2 separate regions of the Homo sapiens genome follow, and region 2 is linked to region 1. Evidence: read pairs that join two places in POLR2A ChIA-PET (ENCODE). Cell type or tissue: endothelial cell of umbilical vein. All regions are shown on one strand. Links, peaks and the distances in the headings refer to the core of each region. The heading gives the core; the rest is flanking DNA. Region 1 holds the start of LOC105372979 (a long non-coding RNA gene). Region 2 has its middle 70 kb from the start of LINC01638.

Evidence for each region. ChIA-PET counts read pairs that join two places held together with the same protein. Peaks named below come from ENCODE experiments on the same cell type or tissue, not always from the same donor. Only the 100,000 strongest peaks of a DNase experiment are listed, where the experiment ranks them.
Region 2: POLR2A ChIA-PET joins it to region 1 with 5 read pairs; 1 of 35 experiments calls an interaction of 5 or more read pairs at or near these places.

The regions. Positions count from the first base shown.
Region 1 is chr22:27,314,885-27,324,941 of GRCh38, reverse strand. It overlaps LINC02554 (long intergenic non-protein coding RNA 2554), which reads right to left. Exons shown (of 2, transcript NR_134581.1): 1 at 9,893-10,057; 2 at 7,102-8,138. LOC105372979 (a long non-coding RNA gene) reads left to right here and starts at 2,721. Exons shown (of 3, transcript XR_938121.2): 1 at 2,721-2,930; 2 at 3,050-3,226; 3 at 3,903-4,002. RefSeq lists enhancers at 4,340-4,509, 4,781-4,950. In endothelial cell of umbilical vein, for the core only: no CTCF peak of the experiment used is centred there; a DNase peak (open chromatin) is centred at 6,131.
Region 2 is chr22:27,149,243-27,159,299 of GRCh38, reverse strand. No RefSeq gene overlaps it. Among named protein-coding and RNA genes, the nearest start is that of LINC01638, 70 kb to the left of the region's middle. In endothelial cell of umbilical vein, for the core only: no CTCF peak of the experiment used is centred there; DNase peaks (open chromatin) are centred at 4,419 and 7,139; H3K27ac peaks cover 2,782 bases.

The DNA.
Region 1 (10,057 bases), core at 1,220-9,219:
ATCCATCCATCCACCCACCTATCTATCCATCCATCCACCTACCCGTCCATCAACCTACCTATTTATCATCCATCCGTTTTGTGTTGCAGTATTTATTTAAACAAATGAGCTACAAAACTTACATATTAGAAAAGTATATGGCCAAGCTACACCAATCTTCATTGTACAACTTGTTGGGCCTTCACATACATAGACACCCATGAAACTGTCAGACAGAACAAGATTTAGAACATTTCCAGTATCCCAAAAGACAACCTCTTATCCCCCAAATTCATATTTCCTCAGAGATAACCATTCTTCTGACCCCTAGCATAGCTTGGTTGCACCTGTTTGGAAACTCATGCAAATGGGATTGTCCGGTTTCTCTCCTTTTGTGTCCGGCTTCTTTTGCTTATGCATATGCCTGTGAGATTCGCACATGGATGTAGCAGTAGATTGTGCTTTACTGTGTGTAGGATGTCATGTTATTTATATATATATCAAACTTCCCTTGATTCACCTTCCCCTCCTTCCTTTTCTCCCACCTCCTTCCTTCCTTCCTTTCTCCCTCAACTCTGGCATGGGCCATGTGAGACCCTGTATTCAGCTCCAGCCATATAGAGCTTGGCAAGTCTCAGACCCTTGAGAGGCAGACAGGGACACGGCCCTTAACCGTCCAGGGAGGTGAGTGAGATAATAAAGGCTGCAAGGTGCCCAGGGGCCCAGGGGAGAGAGAGGTAATGTGTGGGACCTGGGCTGATCCTCTCCAGACTGCCTGCTCAGTGCCTGTCTGCTCATGTCTCCATCTTTCTGTTCATCCACCCACCCACCACACGTCAATGACCCTCCCCAAGGTCAACCTTAGGGAAAGTTGCCCTTTCCTGCTCCCCTCTTCCTCACCCAGGTTTTCCCTTTCAAATCCCCCTTGTGTGAGCAGCTACTCTCACTAAACAAAGCAGCCAACTGCAACCCAGCCAGGCACTGGGAACCCACATTGGAGCCGGATTTGCTTTGGGGTAAGAAAAAAAATATGGCCAAATGTTGAGAATCGGGCGTTTGAAGTTCGCACTCCAGGACGCTGAGCCGGGGGAGATCACACCTCCCTTGGCAAGGAGCCCCTCAGTCTGCCCGTCCGGCTGCTGAGCCCGAGCGCTCGGGCCCCCAGCCTCTCCACATCTCGCCTCCCCCAGAAGGAGGGTGGGTTTGGCTGCTGCGCCTGAGCTGCGGGAACTGACACCCCATGTTTGGGAGCCACGTGAAACCTTCTGTCTGAGGAGTGGGATGTCCCTCCCACCTCTTGTGGGTTGGCCTGGGGTGGGGGCGGGGGAGCGCCAGGAAGAGACTGAGAACGAGGGTGGAAGAGATGCGATGGTAATTGCTTCCCAAGCCTGGGGAGCCCCACACCTGCCTGAGGTCCAGCCTCACAGAAAAGTCCCAGCCCCTAGAAATCACATGGGCAAAGGGAGAACTGGGCACATCTAGGTGGCCTCAGAAATTTATTTCCCCTCTGAGCATCTGTTTCCCTTCTCCAACACGGGGATAATACCATGAATATTAGGTGCAATATTGCATGCAGAGCTCTCAGGCGAGAGGCAGTCCCCAGTGAGGCTCTGACGAACACGATTACCATTGCTGAGTAGCAAGCCATGTGCCAACACCTTTGTGACAAGTCTTTTCAGTACTCTACACCTCAGTTTCCCCTTCTGTATGATGAAAATACCAATCTCTATTGCAGGGTTAGTCATGAGGGGTTAAACAAAGTAATGTGAGTACGATCCCTGCAAAGTTCTGGCACACAGTAGGTGCCCCATAAATCTTAATCTTCTCAAAGAACCTCTGCGGGCCAATGTGTTGCCTTTCTAAAAATTAGAAGCCTGTTTATTCCTCTGGGTAAATGCAGCTCTCTGCCAGGGTGCATGACTGTTACAGAATGGGAACTGGGTTTCAGCCACTGGTCTTTTACTCAATCAGGGGTTCTTCGTCAGTGTGCAACCTGCACAGCTGTCCGCCTATTCTGTATCCTGGGAGCCCTCGGCTCTATTGATAGCTCTTGTTTTAGCGCCTAGTTCTGTCTCACACACTTCAATTCTTCTTTGTTTTCTGATGCTGGTTGCCCAGCCAATAACTGCCTCTCTCCGCAGCCTCTGACCTCCTGAAAGAAACACCGCAGGTGCAGTCAAAAGACTTGGATTTGCACGAGCTGTGTAACCTGGGGCAGGTGCCTTCCCCACTCTGGGCTTCCGTTTTCCTGAATGCAAAACGAAGATATTTGGTTAGTTGACTTCTGAATGGCATTCCAACCATGGTAACCAGATTTTTGTTCTTTGTAAATTCATTATATCAAAGCGTTATTATTTATGACTCTCAAATATAAACTTTATTGTTTTCAAACTTCATCTTTTGCCAGCAGAAAACTCCCAGTTGTTCCAGAGGTCCCAGATGAACAATTTCTGGTGGCTGCAAGCATTCCCAGCAAATGATGGCATGTTCAAGGCATTATGCAGGTCATAATCCCATCTCACCTTCCTTTTATCACCCTCTCTTTCTACTCTCCTCTTCATCTCTCTTGTTTTCTTCGCTTGTTATTTTAGTCTCTCTTTCCTCCCTCCCTACTTTCATTTTTCTTTCATTCTCTCATGTTATAGACTGAATTGTGGCCTCCCCAGGCTCATATGTTGAAGCCCCAATTGGCAATGTGACTGTTTGGATATAGGGACTTTAGGGAGATGATTATGATTAAATGAGGTCATAAAGGCAGGGCTCTAACCCAATAGGACTGGTGTTCTTATAAGAAGAAGAAGGGACATCAGAGATCTCTCTCAGAGCACAGGGAGAAGAAACGCCATGTGAGGACCCAGCAAGAAGGTGGCTGTCTGCAAGCAGAGAAGAGAGCACTCACCAGAAACAGAATTTGCTGGCACTTGTATCTTGGACTTCTGGCCTCTGGAAGTGTGAGAATATAAATTTCTGTTGTTTAAGCCACCCAGTCTGTGGTATTTTGTTACTGCAGCTGGAGCTGACTAATACTCTCTGTTTTAAAAGATTTTCATGAGTTATCTTTGCTTAGCAGACTCTTGCTACTATCTGCATCGATCTACACTGGGCTTGAGCATGAACATCCTGAGGGGCCACCCTGCTCTGATGCCAGGCCCTGCAGGGGCTCCATGACCATGGGGCATGAGTGAGTTCACAGCACTGAGATGCACATGAACAGGGCTTCAAACCCCAGCTCACCTCTGATGCCCCTGTGAGTGTGGGCACATGGCTTTAAAACCTCCACTTCCTCATCTGAAATCTCCCGTCATGTCCTCCCTGGGAGCTGAGGGATGGGGCTCTAGTTAGATATTTGGAGGCAGGGATGTGTAAGTTGGAGGAGACCAAAATGTCCTGTTGGAGACCAATGCCCTTGGTAAGAGACTTTCACAGCCTCTAGATGGTCTGGGCTTCTTATTAATGGCAGCTGGCACTTAGAGAATCTGAGTTCTGACCCCAGCATTTAGCTTGAGTCAGATGTTATGTGCATTGCCTCCATCAGTCCTCATGGCAGCCCTAGGATGCTGGCCCCACTATCAAACAGCATCAAGCAATGGTTAGAGAGCCAGACCCTGGAGCAAGATGGCCTGGGCTTGCATCTTGGCTCTGACCTGTACCAGCTGGGTGACCTCTGTTTTCTCATCTGTTAAATAGGGAGAGTGATTTAAAATCCACCTTATGGGGAGATTGAGGAGACTAAATAAGTAATGACTCTTAGAGCAGTGTTGGTTACAGAGCAGGTCATCAGTGAGTGTTCGTGATCATTACCATTTCCATTTTACAGATGAGGAAACTAAGGTCTAGAGTAGCTGTGGTCATATAGTCATAATCCAAACCTGGCCACCAGACTCCAAATTCCTGCTCTGAATACCACCTGCTCTTATTTGCAGTGTGACAGCTCTTCACCTGACAAGAGGATGTTGTCATCTTCCTGACATCCCCCAGCACCTGCATAGTGAGATGCAAATCTACCTCAGGGCACTCAGATGCCACCAGACATGGATGTAGCCACCGATTCTCCAGACACATCTTGCCCTTTCATTTGATGCTCTACTGGATCTTAAAATGACAGTCAGGCTACCTGTTTCCTGTCTGCACACCTTTGGCTACACTCTCTGCTACTCATCTTTCAAGGCCAAGTTCAAACATCACCTCCTCACGGAAGCCCTCCTGGTGTCCTCCTGATTGTTCCTACAACCTCTGCATCTATTTCCACAGCAGCCCTTGACACATCATGTCCTGTAACATGTCTGCTTGTCCATTCTCCTCTGAGTGTGAGCTCCTTGAAGACACAGCGATTCTCCAGGGCCTAGCACAATCTCTGCCATATAGTATGTGCTCAATAAATACTTACTGAATAAGTGAATAAATGGAGCAATAACATACTAATTGAGTGGATGAATAAATGGAGGAATAACTATAAAATTGGCTGGAATCGTGGTATCATTCTCTAAACTTCCAGGGACATCATTATACTTTATTATCACAATATTTTTTTTAAATCAGCCCTTCTTAACAGTGTCTTTCATAAAGCAAAATTATTTAAATTTGATCAAGTTCAATATATTGATTTTTAAAATTGTATAACTCATGCATTTTTGGGTTTTTTTGTGTGTGTCTTACTTAAGAAATCTTTCCCAAACTCAAGGTCATGAAGAATTTTCTCTTATTTTTTCATAGGAGTTTTATATTTCTTGAGGCCATGAACAGCGTCTGTCACATTCATCTCTGTGACTCTAGTACTTAGCATAGTGTCTAGTACGTAAGTCTCAATAAACGAATAAATGTATGATGGGTGAGCAGTGAGTGAATAATATCCCACTCTCCACCCACTGAATCCATGTGCATGGAGCTGAGGGGTAAGTAGGTGGATCAAAAACAAAAATAAGAACAAAAACAAAATACCCAACCAATTTCTTCTTCTGGAAGTCTAGCTAAAACTCATTTTGAACTGATTTCCTTAAAAAATGATCAAAATTCTGTATTGCACAGAATAAGAACTGTTAAAGATTTGAAAATTGTATTAATATTAAAAATTAAAAGTGTCTCTTTATTAACAGCAACAGAGTAAAAAGGCAAGCCACAGAGTGGGAGAAAACTATTTGCAATACATGCAAGTGGCAAAGATTCGTACCCAGAGTAAAAAAAAAAAAGACAACTCAAGAGAAAAACAGGCAAAAACACTTGATCAGGAACTTTACAAAAGAGGACAAACACGTGAAAAGGTGGGTAACCTCATTCATTAGTCGCCAGAAAAGTGCAAATTAAAACACACTGAGATCCCACTATGAACCCATCAGGGTGGCTAACACAATAAAACATAATATCAAGCATTGATGAAGATACGGAGCAACTGGAACTCTCATAGTTGGTAGAATGTGAAATGGTACAACCACTTTGGAGATCTATTTTTCAGCATCTACTAAAGCTGAACATACACCTACCCTATAGCCTAAGGATTCCACTTCTAGGAAACATCTACATATGTTCACCAAAGTCACACCCAAGAATATTCATCACAGCACTATGTGTAAGAGTCCCCAAACTGATGATTACCCAAATGTCCACCAGTGATAGAATGGATGTGTAAACTGTGAAATATTCCCACAGTGGAATATTATCTAGAAGTAAAAATGAACAAACTGCTGCAACACATGACATGCAGCGACATGGATGAACTTCACAAAATAATACTGAACCAAAGAAGCCACACATAAAAGAAAACATACTGTGTAAGTCCATTTACATAAAGTTCAAAAACAAGAGAAAGCAGTCTATGAAGGTGGAAAGCAGGAAAGAGTAGTTATCTTGGTGGTGTAAGAACTAGTGGTGCTGGGGCTTGAGAGCTGTTTTTGGGGTGCTGGTAATTTCTATTTATCAATCTGGGTGCTGAATCCTTGGGTGTGTACACCTAGTAGAAAGTCATCAAGTTGCATACTCATGATGTGTTCACTTTTCTGTGTATATATATCCTACATCAAAAAAAAATTTTACTTAAAAAGAAATTGCCCTGCCAAGTTAGGTTTGGGGTGATATTCCCAGCTGCATCCCTGAGCCTTGGTGCCAGCTGGGCCAGGGGGCCTTACTTCCTTCCTCTTGCTGTTTCTCAGAGCCTGCACCAGGGAGAAGAAATCTTTTTTTCCCTTCTTACTCTTTCCTCTCCCTTGGCCTGGAGCTATTGTACATATGCAAATGCAGCAATGTCAGCTATTGAGAGAAGCTCAGCTATTTATAGCTGGAGTCTTGCAACACTTATCACAGCCTCTGCAGACTTTAGAAAGGCTGAAACACACACACACGCACACACACACATACATGCACACACACACATGCATGCAAACGCACACACACTACACAGAGTATATTTTTTTCCCCAGGATATAAATTTCCCATCCCATTGCAGTCTGGGCCGTTGCATGCAACATTGATTGTCTGTTATATTACATTTATTAAGAAGTGATAACTTGTAATAATTGGATGTTAAATTAAAGAACTCTCTCCTAGTTATTGCCGTCTCAATTATAACTGTCGTTGGCTGGCAGTTATAATGATATATGAGGGTTGTATTTTACGCAGCCGACCATGACCTGGTGAGTAATATTCCCCCAGCTATGGGGGCACTCATGCACTCCTTGGCTTCCAACGCCTTGCTTGGGTGCTGATTGGAATATTAAGTTTCTGCAAGACTGAGATGCCGAAATCCACACGGAGAGCCGCGACTCCACAGCTGAGAGCCCCCTCTGGCAATCTCCACCCGCCTCCTGCTTCTCCTCGCTGGTACATGTCCAACTCATTTCGGCTTTGTTTTATGGTTATAGGAATCAGGTTTATTTGGTGAGTTATAAAGTCGTAAAACGTGGGTGAGAGCGTGTTTGTGGTTTCCTTTAAGATGAAGCTTCTGCAATTAGCTCTTGGGTCCAAGTGCCAGTGGACAGAGACAGTTGCAAGTGGAAAGCAGGAGGGTGGAGGGATTGGATTTATTTAGAAGCATCTGATGGCTGATCCTTCTAAATAGAAGGTGGCTGAGTTTCTGCAGGGGTATCAGGGAGAAGAAGCTGGCAGCTCTGAGGCTCTGGAGTGGAGGCCTAAGTGGAGTGCTGAGGGCTTTCAGTGGTTGCTGTTGCTCTAGGCTTCTGACCCCTGCCCAGGTGAGAGGGCCTGAACTTACTTAAGGGGCCACTGTGGGCCCAGGTCTTGGGGACAAGGCACTCTCTCGTCCCCTCTCTCTATGGATAGACAATAGGTTCAATGAGTCACTCATATACACCCTCTTTCTCATCTGCTTCCTTCCCTTCATCAAAGCCAGCAGAAGTGACTTCCAGCACATCAGCGGTGGCTGCAGGGCATTCAAGGAGGATCTGTTAAGAATGGGACCCTGGGGAACCCTCTGGACAAGCAGTCCTCGGGGAAGGTAGGGGTTATAATTCTGGACTACTCCCAGGGCTGCCAGTGACAAAGCACCACAAACCAAAGTGCTTAAAACAGCAGATATTTATTCTTTCCCAGTTCTGGAGGCTGGAAGTCTCGAAGTCTCGAATCAAGGCACTGGCAGGGCTGTGCTCCCTCTGCAGCCTCTAGGGGAGGATATTCCCTTGCCTCTTCTGGCCTCTGGGAGCTGCAGCGGTTCATTGGCTTGTGGCTGCCTCATTCCAATCTCTGCCTCTGTCTTCACACGCTGGTTGTTCCTCTTTGTGTGTGTCTGTGTCCAAATTTCCCTCTTCTTATAAAACTAACAGCCATTTGATTTAGGGCCCAGCCTACTCCAGTGTGACTTCGTCTTCACTAATGACATCTGCAAAGATCCCATTTCCAACTCAGGTCACATTTCAAGGGGTTAAGACCTCAACATATTTTTGGGGGAAGCAATTCAACCCATAACACCTTCCAATTTTACAGGCGAGAAAACAGTCTCAGGTACCTGCAGCGAGAGCCCAAGTTGACAGAGCAAGTAAATGGCTGAGCTGAGATTCCAGTGAGCTCTGTTTGGAGCACCATTCTGACTCCCTCTTCTCCTGTCAGCCTTTAGGCAGCTGGGGCGAGTGGCAGGGCTCTTGGTTCAAGGGAGATCAGGCCCCTTGCAGGTGGGGTGCTCTGGGTCTCACCAGAAGATGTCCACTGGCTTCTTTCTGAGGTCGAACAGCCAATGAATGAATAATTGCTTGAGTCACAAAAGTCATTCATTCAACAAATATTTACTGGGTGTCCCCGTTAATCCCAAACAAACCAGACAAAGATCTCTGCCTCAAGGAGGTAGCCTTTGGAAACAGAGAGACAGAGATAGAGAGAGAGAGAGAGAGAGAGAGAGAGAGAGAGAGAGAGAGAGAGAGAATGAGCACCTAAATAGGTTAAGAATAGAGAATGTCAAGGAAGGGAATACATGCCATGAAGAAATATGAAGCAGGAAGGAGGCTAGGTAGTGTTGTCTTATTACATGGGCTGGCAGCAAGCTCTCCCTAAGGTGACAGCTGGGACTGGAAAAGGGAAGGCAGTGGCATGTGGGGAAAGAACATCCCAGGCCAAGGGACCAGCAAGTGCAAAGGCCCTGAGGCCACCATGTGGGGCAGGCTACAGTGGGGTGAGTGGTGGGAACTTGGGGTTTTCCTCTGAGGGAGCTGGGACACAGGTCGGGGTGTCTCCAGCAGAGGAGGGACTTGACCTGACATACATTTTAACTTGCAGAATCAACAATTGAGAATGGCATAAAAACCCTGGGGACTCTTGGAGGTTGCTGCCATAAACAGGCGAAAGGTGCAGGTGGCCTGGACTTGGGTGGTGGCTGTGGAGGTGGTGAGAATTGAGTGGACTCTGTCTAAATGATGAAGTTGGAAGCAACAGCGCTGGCTGGCTGTATGTGGACTGGGATGTGAGCAGGAGAGAGGAGTCCAGGATGACTGCCAGGTTCTTTTTCTGAGCAAGTGGGAGGGTGGCACTGTCCTAGGCTGAAATGGGGACACCCGTGCAAGTGGAGTAAGTTGTGGGGGTGTCAGGTGGGGATCATGGTTGGAGTTTGGATGATGTTAGGTCTGGGTGTTGTTTAGATGTCAAAGGGGAGATGAAGAGGAGGAGAGGAGGCAGGTGGGCACGGGAGGCTGGTCACAGACATTGGGGCTGATGGCACCCACATGGCATTGAAACTGTTAGCCGAATGAGGTGTCCTAGGGAGGGCATGCAGGGGAGAAGAGTGGCTCCAGGAGTGTCCTGTTGTCAGGAGGAGAGGGCCCCACAGAGCTGATCAAAGGCACAGCCGGTGATGGGAACACAGCAGGATGGGAGGTGCCCGGGAAGGAGGCAAGGACTCCTTTGCAGAAGGCAGAAGTGACCTGATTCTGAGAAGCCCAATAAGACAGGATGAGTCTTGGCCATGAGGGAATCTGCAACTGGCCACAGGGGTGTTATTGGATTAACACCTGCCCCCTGATACATATTCATTCTGTGGATTCAATGTTACTTTCCTACAACAGAGAATAGAACCCCTTTATTTTATAATGGGGGAAATGGAGGGTGGTCAGATGAGTCAAATTGACAGAACAGGGACTAGAAGCTAGATGTCTTGACCATTGTCCCAAGGCCATCCCATCCCCTGATCTCACGATTCTACAAGAAACCAACCTTCCTTTAGGACTTCACTCTACTAACACTCTCCTCACGCAGGCCCTCAGGACAAGCCAATGAAGTCTCCTTGAGTTCACTTTAGGAATGAGACCCTGTTACCTGGCCAGGGTCACACAGTTGGAAGGTGGTGGGGCTGGGATTTGAACCTGGGTTCTGACTTCAAAGCCCATGCATTTTCCCACTGACCTGACCCTTGCACCTGTTGTTCCCTCTGTCAGAAACAGTGTTCCCTCTTTTACCCTCCATTTCCTCCCTACCTCCTACTTACCTTTTCAAGCTTAGCTTCAACGTCACTTCCCGGAAGGATCCTTCTGCTGGTGTCTGCTCCATCAGGACCCCCTCTCAGGTCTCAAAGATCACTGCTCCTTTCCCATAGCACCAACCAGAGTTTGAGATGAAATAATCATGGTGCCTGTGTTCATTTATAATCTGA
Region 2 (10,057 bases), core at 1,015-9,014, 170 kb after region 1:
AACACTCAGCGCATAAGTGGTGATATGAGAGGGCCACCCTGAACCCATGTCCTTTCCTTTCAGCCACGCCCTCCCCAAGCCCTTTGCAAATCCTGCTTCAAAGCCCTCACCCCTCTGTTCACTCGCACCTTCAAGATTTGCAATCCCGAGCTAACCTTCAGCACCTTCCAGGGTCCAGAGTTGCAGGCAACAACCTGCTCTGGCCTCCATGTGGAAATGTGGGCTAAGAAGTAGATGTCCTTTCATCTCAGGCATGAAAGGTATCTGTGCTCAGGAAAAGCCTTCAGCAGGAAGCGACGCCTACCTACACGCAGGCTTTTACAGGCTACTTTTGTGTTTGGACTATTTATGTATTATTTGGTTCAGAGTTACCTCCCTTCAGACCATAGAGGCTCCAATTCTTTTTTTTTGTTTTTTGTTTTTTGTTTTTTTTGAGATGGAGTCTCGCTCTGTCGCCCAGGCTGGAGCGCAGTGGCGCGATCTCGGCTCACGCAACCTCCGCCTCCCAGGTTCAAGCGATTCTCCTGCCTCAGCCTCCCGAATAGCTGGGACTACAGGCACGTGCATAGGGGCTCCAATTCTGTTTCTTACTAGGATACTCTCTTTCTGCAAGCTTAGGAACCCTTAGGAACCCTTGTCATTCTCTTTTCCTGGGACTCCCCTCCTCTCCTTACTCTTTCCTTCTTTTCTTTTCCACGGGGAGCCTCAAATCACAAATATGTCTGGGTAGGACAATGTCTTCCACTAAGGGGGGAATATTGGGGTCATCTTTTATTAAGAAGAAAGCGATTGAAATGACACACTTGAACATATTGCTATTAGAAGCTTGAAAAGTATTTCCCTCATTAACGTAAAAGGGAAAAGGGGAGCTAGCAATCTTGTTGATCAGCAGCTGCAATTTATTTTAAACTGTCCATTTTCTGGATGTCAGAGGACGACTTTTATGTATAATCTTATTTCCAATTTCAACAAAGAACACTTCACTCATGTTCTGTGCAGATTTTTTTTCATAGACAATAACCGATTATAAAAGCGGTTCTCAGCCACCCACCGCCCCCCCGCCCCATCTCGTAGTGGTGTTGACATATGGAAATGAATCAAAATGTAATACGCATAATTACAAGCATTGTAAGCAGGGTACAATTAGTGTCTCTTCAAAGCAATGTTGTAATCAAAAGGCACCACTAAAACAGTCCAAGGAGTGAGAAGACTATCCAAGGAATTAGACACGGATTGGAAGGAAGTTTCTTTCTTTTTTTTTTTTTCTCCTCTCTTCTCCTGTGTATAGATACTAAAGTTGCCTCCTATTCTATTCCTGAGTGGGTGCAGAGAAATCAATTCTAATTATTTTCTCCACCCATCGAGTTGAACACAGACAAGGAAGCCTCGCTTTAAAAATAAACCCAGCCACATGGAAGGGGGGGAGGTCTCTTTTTTGAAGCTTATATTTGGAGAGTGTCTTTTAATGTCACAAATCCCTGGGGAAGTGTCAGGAATGAGCTGGCCAACTGGGTCCCTGTTGGGAGAATTATCTCCCTGGATGCCTTCTGTGTAGCCAAACCGCATTTTAGGATAGAGGTGAGGGCTGGGGGTGGGGCCGGCGGTTGGGGGGTGGGGGGTTGTTTTTACAGTAGTTGTAAAATTTCAGTGCATTTTTTTATATCGAATCCTTTGCCAACATTTAAAAATAAGGAGGTGTTCGCATCAAAGTTGTGATTTTCACCACCTCCTGAGAAATGACGGGAGCTGACCACATGTAACCCACACCCTCATGGGACATCCTTCACTGGTGCCTGGCACCAGCGGGCCCTGGAAACAGGATGGGTGACTCCTGTTCACCATCTATTCCCAGCCCAGCTCCTGTGAGTATCTTATTTTTGCCTCCATTACTGAATGTAATGAACCATGGGGGCCCTGCTCACCTGCCACTTGCAAAGGAGCTACTGTGCCTGGCCACTTTCCCTTTCCCTTAGTCCCCTGCATTTACCACTTTCTTCCATCTCTCTGAGATGCACTTTCCTCCCGAAAATTCCTATCACCACCCACTCCCGCCCAGCCCAGCTTTGGCGTCTCCTCCACTAGAAGGTGTTCACTGGCCATTGCCACCTACCCCCCAAAACCTCCAAGCAGCATCCGTCACCCTTGACCTTGTGCGTGCCTCTTTGAATGAACTCTTCACACCACAGCTCAACCCCACCTCAAGGTTCATCTGGGCGTTTTTCCCTCGCCTGCAAGCCCCTTGGAAGTGAAGGCCCTGCCTTCTTTATGGCTACATCCCAAATGCAGAATAGAATCTGGCACATGGGAGGTGTGAAGTCCTTGTTTGAATTTTTGAATGAATTATTCAATGAGAGCTGCCTCTTTGTTGTCTCCAAAGGGAGGCTGGAATAAGAAAAAAGGAGAAAGTGATGATTACAGAGAACCCACTCTGTACCTGCCATTCGGCCTAGGTTGGGCCCCATAAGTTAAAGAGAGAATCTCAGGCTCCACCTTTCACCTTAAAATTGATCAGCTGTTAAGACATTGACCCCCCGCCAAAAGCCAGTCCTCAGTGTAAGGTAAAATCTGATACCAGTGGTTAAAATCTTCTTTAAATATCAATCTAGTTACCTATACACACATTTATATTGCGATCTGTACCTACAATATCTTTCATCTAAATCTCATTTCAGTTTTGGGTTGATCATAACAGCAAGCATTTGAAAACTATGGAAAGACCCATCACTAAGGCACTAGTTTGACATATTGCGCTGTATTTAAGTACTGGAATATTCTGACACCACGAACATCAGATGGCCACTTATGAGCACAAGAAGGAATTCATCCAAGGGCATAAGTCAAACCATGATGGGACATGAGGGGGCTGCCATGTCTGAAAACCATGGCTCTTCATCTATAAACACATATGTGAGAGAGATGGTTAGAACTGTTTGAGCTAAATGTTAAGTATGGTCTTCCTAAGCAAGGAGCTTTCTGATGATTTTTGTTATAAGTTTCCATTCTCCCAGAATATTTCATATTAATTGTGACTTTTTTTCCCCAAAGCCCTAAAATGGCTGTAAGCTCATTGCTCTGGTATCTCATTTTCCCTTCCTCTCCTGTCTGATTGCCTGACCTTCCCTGCAGGTGCCATGATCAGTGTGTGATGGAGTGGGTCTGGGCCAATTTCTCCCATTTTGGCAAAGTCTCAGCTGACTTTGTTCGCGTTTTCAGTTCCAGAAGTCAAGGCCCCATATTGAGCTGGATTTTGCAAATATTTGATCCTGAAGCAGAGTCATCAAAAGTTCAGATGAGAAGGAGCCATGGAGATGATCAAGAATAAGCCCTATTTAGTGCAGATGGGGACACTGAGGCCCAGGAGAAGGGTGTTGGAAATAGCCGGTAGTCAGAGCCAGGCGTAGCTGGCTCAGAATGCTGGTTCTGTCACTTCCTGGCTGGGTGATCTTGAGCCAGTCCTTTCCCCTCTGTGTTATTCCATCCTGTATCTCATTTATAAAACTGGAAAAATAATAGCAATTTCAGCTAAGGGTTATTCTAAGGATGAAATGGGAGAGTAACTGGGCCTGAGCTTTTGAAAACTGCAAAACACTCTCAGATTAGAATTCTCACCATGAACTTGAACGAATATCCCCAACCATGGGAAATATATATATATATATTTATTTATTTATTTATTTATTATATATAATAAAAATTATATATATATAATAAAAATCGGGCTGGGTGCAGTGGCTCATATCTATAATCCCAACACTTTGGGAGGCTGAGACAGAGGACCTCTTGAGTTCAGGAATTTGAGATCAGCCTGGGCAACATAGCAAGACCCCATCTCTACAAAAAACAAAAAATTAGACAGCCTTGGCGGTGCACATCTATAGTCCCAGCTATTCCAGAGGTTGAGGCAGGAGGATTGCTTGAGCACAGGAGTTCAAGGCTGCAGTAAGGTATGATTGTGCCATGCACTCCAGCTTGGGAGACAGAATGAGACCCCATGTCAAAAAAATAAAATAAAATAAAAATTCGGATCATCAGAACACTGGAGCTCCTGGGAAGACTATACCAATCTCACATTTGCCGAGATTTGGAGTCTACGCTGCTGGGACTGAGTGGACCCTGGGATGTTCTTATTTCCCCTAGAGGCTGCCCTCTCCCCTCAATGAACAGCTTAAACTTTCTTACAAATGCCTCCTGGCTAAGGGCCTTCTGGGGACACTCTCAGAGGGTGTCTCTCCTGGGTTGGGGATCCTCTAATCAAGAAAAAGTGGTGGAGGAGGAAGTTGTGAGGAGAAGCAATAATCAACTCCGGGTCAGCAAGGCGGCTGACCAGGGGCCTAGCAGGAGGAAACCTCTCTGGAAAGGGCTCCCACCCAGCCGGCTCTCCCACAATGCACCAGGTGCCTTCTGCTGATAAGAACGGGCCGCGCAACCTTGAGGCGTGCGACAGGAATAGACGAGAAACGTGTCTATTCTTGAGGTCTGTAAAAGGAAACTCCTGTTTGCTGAAGAGCAGGCCGATAGGAGAGGAAAAGGGTCAAGGCCTTGGGTGTTATTTCCCCTCCGATTTTTTTGTTTTGTTTTGTTTTGTTTTGTTTTCCACTTTTTTTTTTTTTTTTAACTAAAGGGAAAAGGGAATGTTGCATTTACCTGGGAGGGTGGATGGCAAGATGTGGAGATTTAAAGGAGTTGGAATGAGCTCTGAGATTTCAACCCTGAAACTGTGATTTTGTCCTGAGTGTGAAGTTGTGGAAGACTTTTATTTCTTCTTTATCCTTTGCTAAATTTTGCCAGATATTCTTATTGTGAGTAAGCACTGTGCTTCTAATGAGGAAAAAATTAAATAAAAGTTGGCTTTGGATGCAAGTTTTGAATTTCATGTCTGTCTTTCATTTTTATTTTTAGAAATAGGGTCTCGCTTGTTGCCCAGGCTGGAGTACAGTGATGCAATCATAGCTCCCTGCAGCCTTCAACTCCTGGGCTCAAGTGATCCTCCTTCCTCAGCCTCCCAAGTAGCTAGGACGACAGTATACTCCACAATGCCCCATTAATTGTTATTTTTTATTTTTTTGTAGAAACGGGGTCTCCCTATGTTGCCCAGGCTGGTTTCAAACTTCTAGCCTAAAGTGATCCTCCCTCCTTGGCCTCCCAATGTGCTGGCATTACAGACATGAGCCACCGTGCTTGTCTGGATTTCATTTCCTGTTTGCTCTGAGTACAGTTACTAAAGCAGAAGAGTATGTTTTCTGTGATCCAGGGACAATCTCCAAGTGCGGTACTGCTCATCTAGAGAAGATGGACAAGACGGTTACATGCCCCACACTCCATTGCTGGGGAAATGTTCTGGAAAACAGCTGGGCAGTTTCTTATGAAGTTAAACATACACTTATCATATGACCCAGCATTCTCACTCCTGGATATTTACTGTAGAGAAACAAAAATTTATCTTCACACAAAAATCTATACATGAAAGTTTGTAGCAGGTTTATTCATGATAGCCCCAAACAGGAAATAACCCAGATGTCCTTCAATAGTTGAGTGTTTAAACAAACTGTGATACATTCATGTGATGAAATACTACTCAGCAATGAAAAGGGAAAGATCATTAATACATGCAACACCCTGGATGGATCTCAAAGGCATTATGGCAAATGAAAGAAAGCCAGTCTCAGAAGGCGATGGGCTGGGTGATTCATTTCCATAACATTCTCGAAGTGACATCATTACGATGGTGGAGAACCCATCAGTGGTTACCAAGAGTGGTTGGGGTGGGGTGTGGCTATCAGGGGTAGCCTGAGTTTTTTTGTGATGATCAACAGTTGTGTATCTTGGTCATGGTAATCGTTACTCAAATTTATATATGATAGGATTTCATGGAATTTTATACACACACACACACACACACACACACACACACACACACATGCAAAGTTCACATAAAAGTATAGAAATCCAGGGCTGGGCATGGTGGCTCATCCCTGTAATCCCAGCACTTGATTGAGTCCTGCTTGAGTCCAGGAGTTCCAGACCAGCCTGGGTGACATGGTGAAAACCTGTCTCTACAAAAAAAAAAAAAAAAAAAAAAAAAATACAAAAATACAAAAAAAAACAACAACAAATCTCCAGTGAAATCCAAATTAGGTTATTTTCGAATTAATAGTATTATACTAATGTCAATTTACAGGTTTTGATAACTTTACTATGGTCATGTAAGATATTATCATTAGGGGAGGCTGGGTGAAGGGTACATAGGAACTCTCGTGACAATTTTTGCAACTTCTTGGGAATCATAAACTATTTACAAATAAAATCATATTAAAAATATGAAAAGAAAAAATATTTTTAAAAAATCTACCTCCAGCTGGCCCTTAGGGTTAGTGGTTGAGGATAGAAAGGCAAATGAGGGCTATTTGAAAGAAACTCAAGACATGGTTCAGCATGCCCCTGAATGTCAATGTGGCCACAATTAGCAAACATCACCTCCAGAACCAGTGAGGCCTGGAAGAATCATAAAGTACAAAAGTCATGGCAGCAACAGTAGCTAATTATTCTCTTCCAACTGACTTATTGCTATTACCATCCTAAATTTTCAACAACAATGACAGCAATGAAAAACAGTCTCTAATGTCAGTAGCAGAACTACCCAGTGGTTGGGATTATGGATTCAGGATTCAGGAAAATTTGGTTGATGATGGCTTCTCTATCAAATAGCTGTGTGGTTCCAGGCAAGTATATTTTCCTAGCTTCTCTGAGTGATATATTGTCCATATAAAAATTGGATGCATCAGGATCCTTTCAGATTTGAGTAACAGAAACCCAATTCAACTTGCGTGAGAGACGAGGAATGTATTAGTTCGCAGAACTGTAAAATCAAAAGCTCTACTAGCTTCAGATATGGTTGGATCTAGGTGCTCACAGAGTGTTCTCAGAACTGTATCTCATCTCCACTCTGCTTTCTTTGTGCTGGTTTCATTCTTAGGCAGGACCTTCCCTCATGATGACAAAGGGGATGCCAATAACTCTAAGCCTACATCCTGTTATTGTTCAGCCCTTGTCATTGAAAAAACAGCCCTTTCCTGATAGTCACAGCTAAAGTCCTGCAATCAAGTCTCATTTCTGGAATTTATCACATGCCCATCTCTCTGACCATCACTAATACCAGAGGAATGGAACGCACTTATTAATCAGGGCTAAACCATGGCTGGACTCCTGCTCTCCCATAGCAGTCAGAGAACAACCCTATTAGAAGCACATGAGAATGTTTTTCGGGAAGAAAATCAACATATCTTTAGCATAAAGAAGGAAGATTGGAAATTGGGCTGGCAGAATCAACAGATGTCAGGAAAAGAGGAAAATAGCATCATTATAAGGACAGAATATTACATGAGACGGTTAAAGCACCCATTAGGAGGTTAACAAAGAGCTTTTCTCAACGAAGCACAGTGGCTCATGCCTGTAATCCCAGCACTTTGGGAGGCCGAGGCAGGTGGATCACTTGAGCTCAGGAGTTCGAGATCAGCCTAGGCAACATGGTGAAACTCCATCTCTACAAAAAATTTTTAAAAAATAGCCAGTGATGGTGGCAGGTGCCTGTAGTCCCAGCTACTAAGCAGCCTGAGGGGGGAGAATCACTTGAGCCAGGGAGGCAGAGGTTGCAGTGAGCTGCGATCACAACACTGCCCTCTAGCCTGGGTGACACAATCAGACCCTGTCTTAAAAAAAAAAAAAAAAAACAAAAAAAACAAACTTTTCTCTTTTCTCCACTTTCACTGGTCAATACTGTTATGAAATGAATCTGGTGCTTTGAAGAATTCAGCCTGCCATTTGCACCCACTCAGCTGTCTCAGGCAAGTCCCTCAGCAGCACCTGGCTCCCTTTCTTACAGAGCCTTCCCCAATCCTGAGCTATTTTCCATTAGTCCCCATTTGAGATTTTGCCTTCCTTACCAAACTGCTTGCCTTTGAAGAGTCTCATTTCTTCTTTCCTTTGAAAATTAGGGCCAGCCAGCATGAATGGCTGTGTGCCAGGCACAGTGCTAGACACTCTTCATTGTAAATTGTCACCCTAAGGGCAGATGGCATAGCTCCATTTTGCAGATGAACAAACTGAGTTTCAGAGGGGGACCAGCACATAGTTTGAAAATGGCAGAGCCTGATCTCAAACCCAGAGGCTTCAAATGCCATTGGCTTCAGAAGAAACCCCCTCAGTATCCCACAAGATTTCACCAGCGAAATTCAACCGGCAAAGCAGACCCAAGCATGGAACCTCCCCCACCTGCTCCAGTTTCTCCTGTTCCCATTCTAATGGGCTGCTATTTCTCTCTCTCTCTTTATGAAGCTGATCTACTGGAGACCAGGGCATTAATATCACTGTAAACCAAGCCCGAGATGGAGCAATTAGCGGCACAATTACTTCCTCTGCTCCACTTTCACCAGAGCCCAGAAATAGCATTCCATCCAGCATGCTATGCTAGGCTGGGGCACTGTTTTAATGGGGCTGAGGAACCCTTGTTCTTGCCCAATACATTATTAAAATGAAATGTGTGCTTATTATGATCAACCAACTTGTGCAACGCAAATCAGAAAGCACCTTTTTGGTGGCTGGATTATGGGCTGGTGTCAAGGAAGTCCCCTCGTCTTCTAAGCAAACCACACTTGTTCCCTCTTCACTCAATTGCTGTCCTTTCAACACACACGCACATGCACACACACGTACATGCGCACACACGCATGCATGCCTGATGGGCTTTTTTCTTCCTCTTAAAGTGATACAAAAGAAGCTCCTTTTCTTTATGTTTATCTTTTCCATTTCCTGCCCCTCCTAACCCAGGAAGTCTGGTTGCCGTTGTCTTATTCTGTGTGAGCCAATGTGTGCATGCATGCGTGTGTGTGCATGTGTGTGTGTGTGCTTGTGTGTGTGTGTGTTTCCTGGTCATTATTTTTCCTAACTGCATCCCCTTGAGTCGAAACTCAACCACGTTTGGAAAATAAATAGTGCTAGTGCTACATTTGTTAAAGCTGGAGCCCGTTGTCATGAGCAGCCTGGTTGTTGGGTACTCTGTGCGTGTGTCCAGAGAAATGGAATCATTCACCGGGCCAGGCTCTCTGGCTAAGCTAGGAGCAGTATTCTGTGACTCCCTTCAATGCCTGGTTTTCTGGGTTTCTTTGTTTGTTGGTTTGGTTAGATTGGGACACCCAGAAGGGCTGACATGTTTAGCCAAAGCCAGCATGCTTAGTGACGTTCGAGCATTTTAAGAAAATTACAAAAGCTCGCGTTTCCTGAGAACCTACTCTGAGCCAAGCACTATGCGACAGCTGCATCTACAGTGTCTGGATTGGATTTAGTTTTCTAGGTGTGATTCACCCAGCATGCCAGAGCCCTTGGATGTAGAATCTGGCATACAATAGGCAATTAGTATTAATAATAACAATAACTAGAACTCATTTGCATACTGTGTCCTGGGCAGTATGTAAATCTTACATGGTATTAATATTTTGTAGATTAATATTATATATTTAGTAATAATGTATCTGATTTAATGAAAAGTGTTTCCAACATACAGATAAAGATAGAGATAATATCATAAACACCAGCTTTTAAAAATCTTAACCTTATGGTCTCTTTGCTGCAGATTTTTTTCTTCTTGAACAAGACACTGCAGATAGAATCACCCTCTGTGTGCCAACCCTAATCTCAGTTTTCCCTCCTATCCTCCTACCACCAGCCTAAATTTGGAGTTTATTATGCCAATAGATGTTTTTAAATGTTTATTACACGATTATGTATCCATAAACATTATGTCGTGTTGCTCATGCAGGTTTTTAAACTTTATATAAATGGTATCTAGCCCTACATATCATTCTGCATCTAGCTTTTTTCTTCATACTTTACATAGATAATCACATTTAATCCTCGTAACAGCCTTAGGTGTCAGGCACCATTTTACGGATGAGGAAGGCGAGGTGCGGAAAGGTTAAAGCACAAACTCTAACATTAATTAAAGCTAAATATACATTTAAGCTGTGACTCAGCAATTTTATTCCTGAGTATATACCCCTCGAAA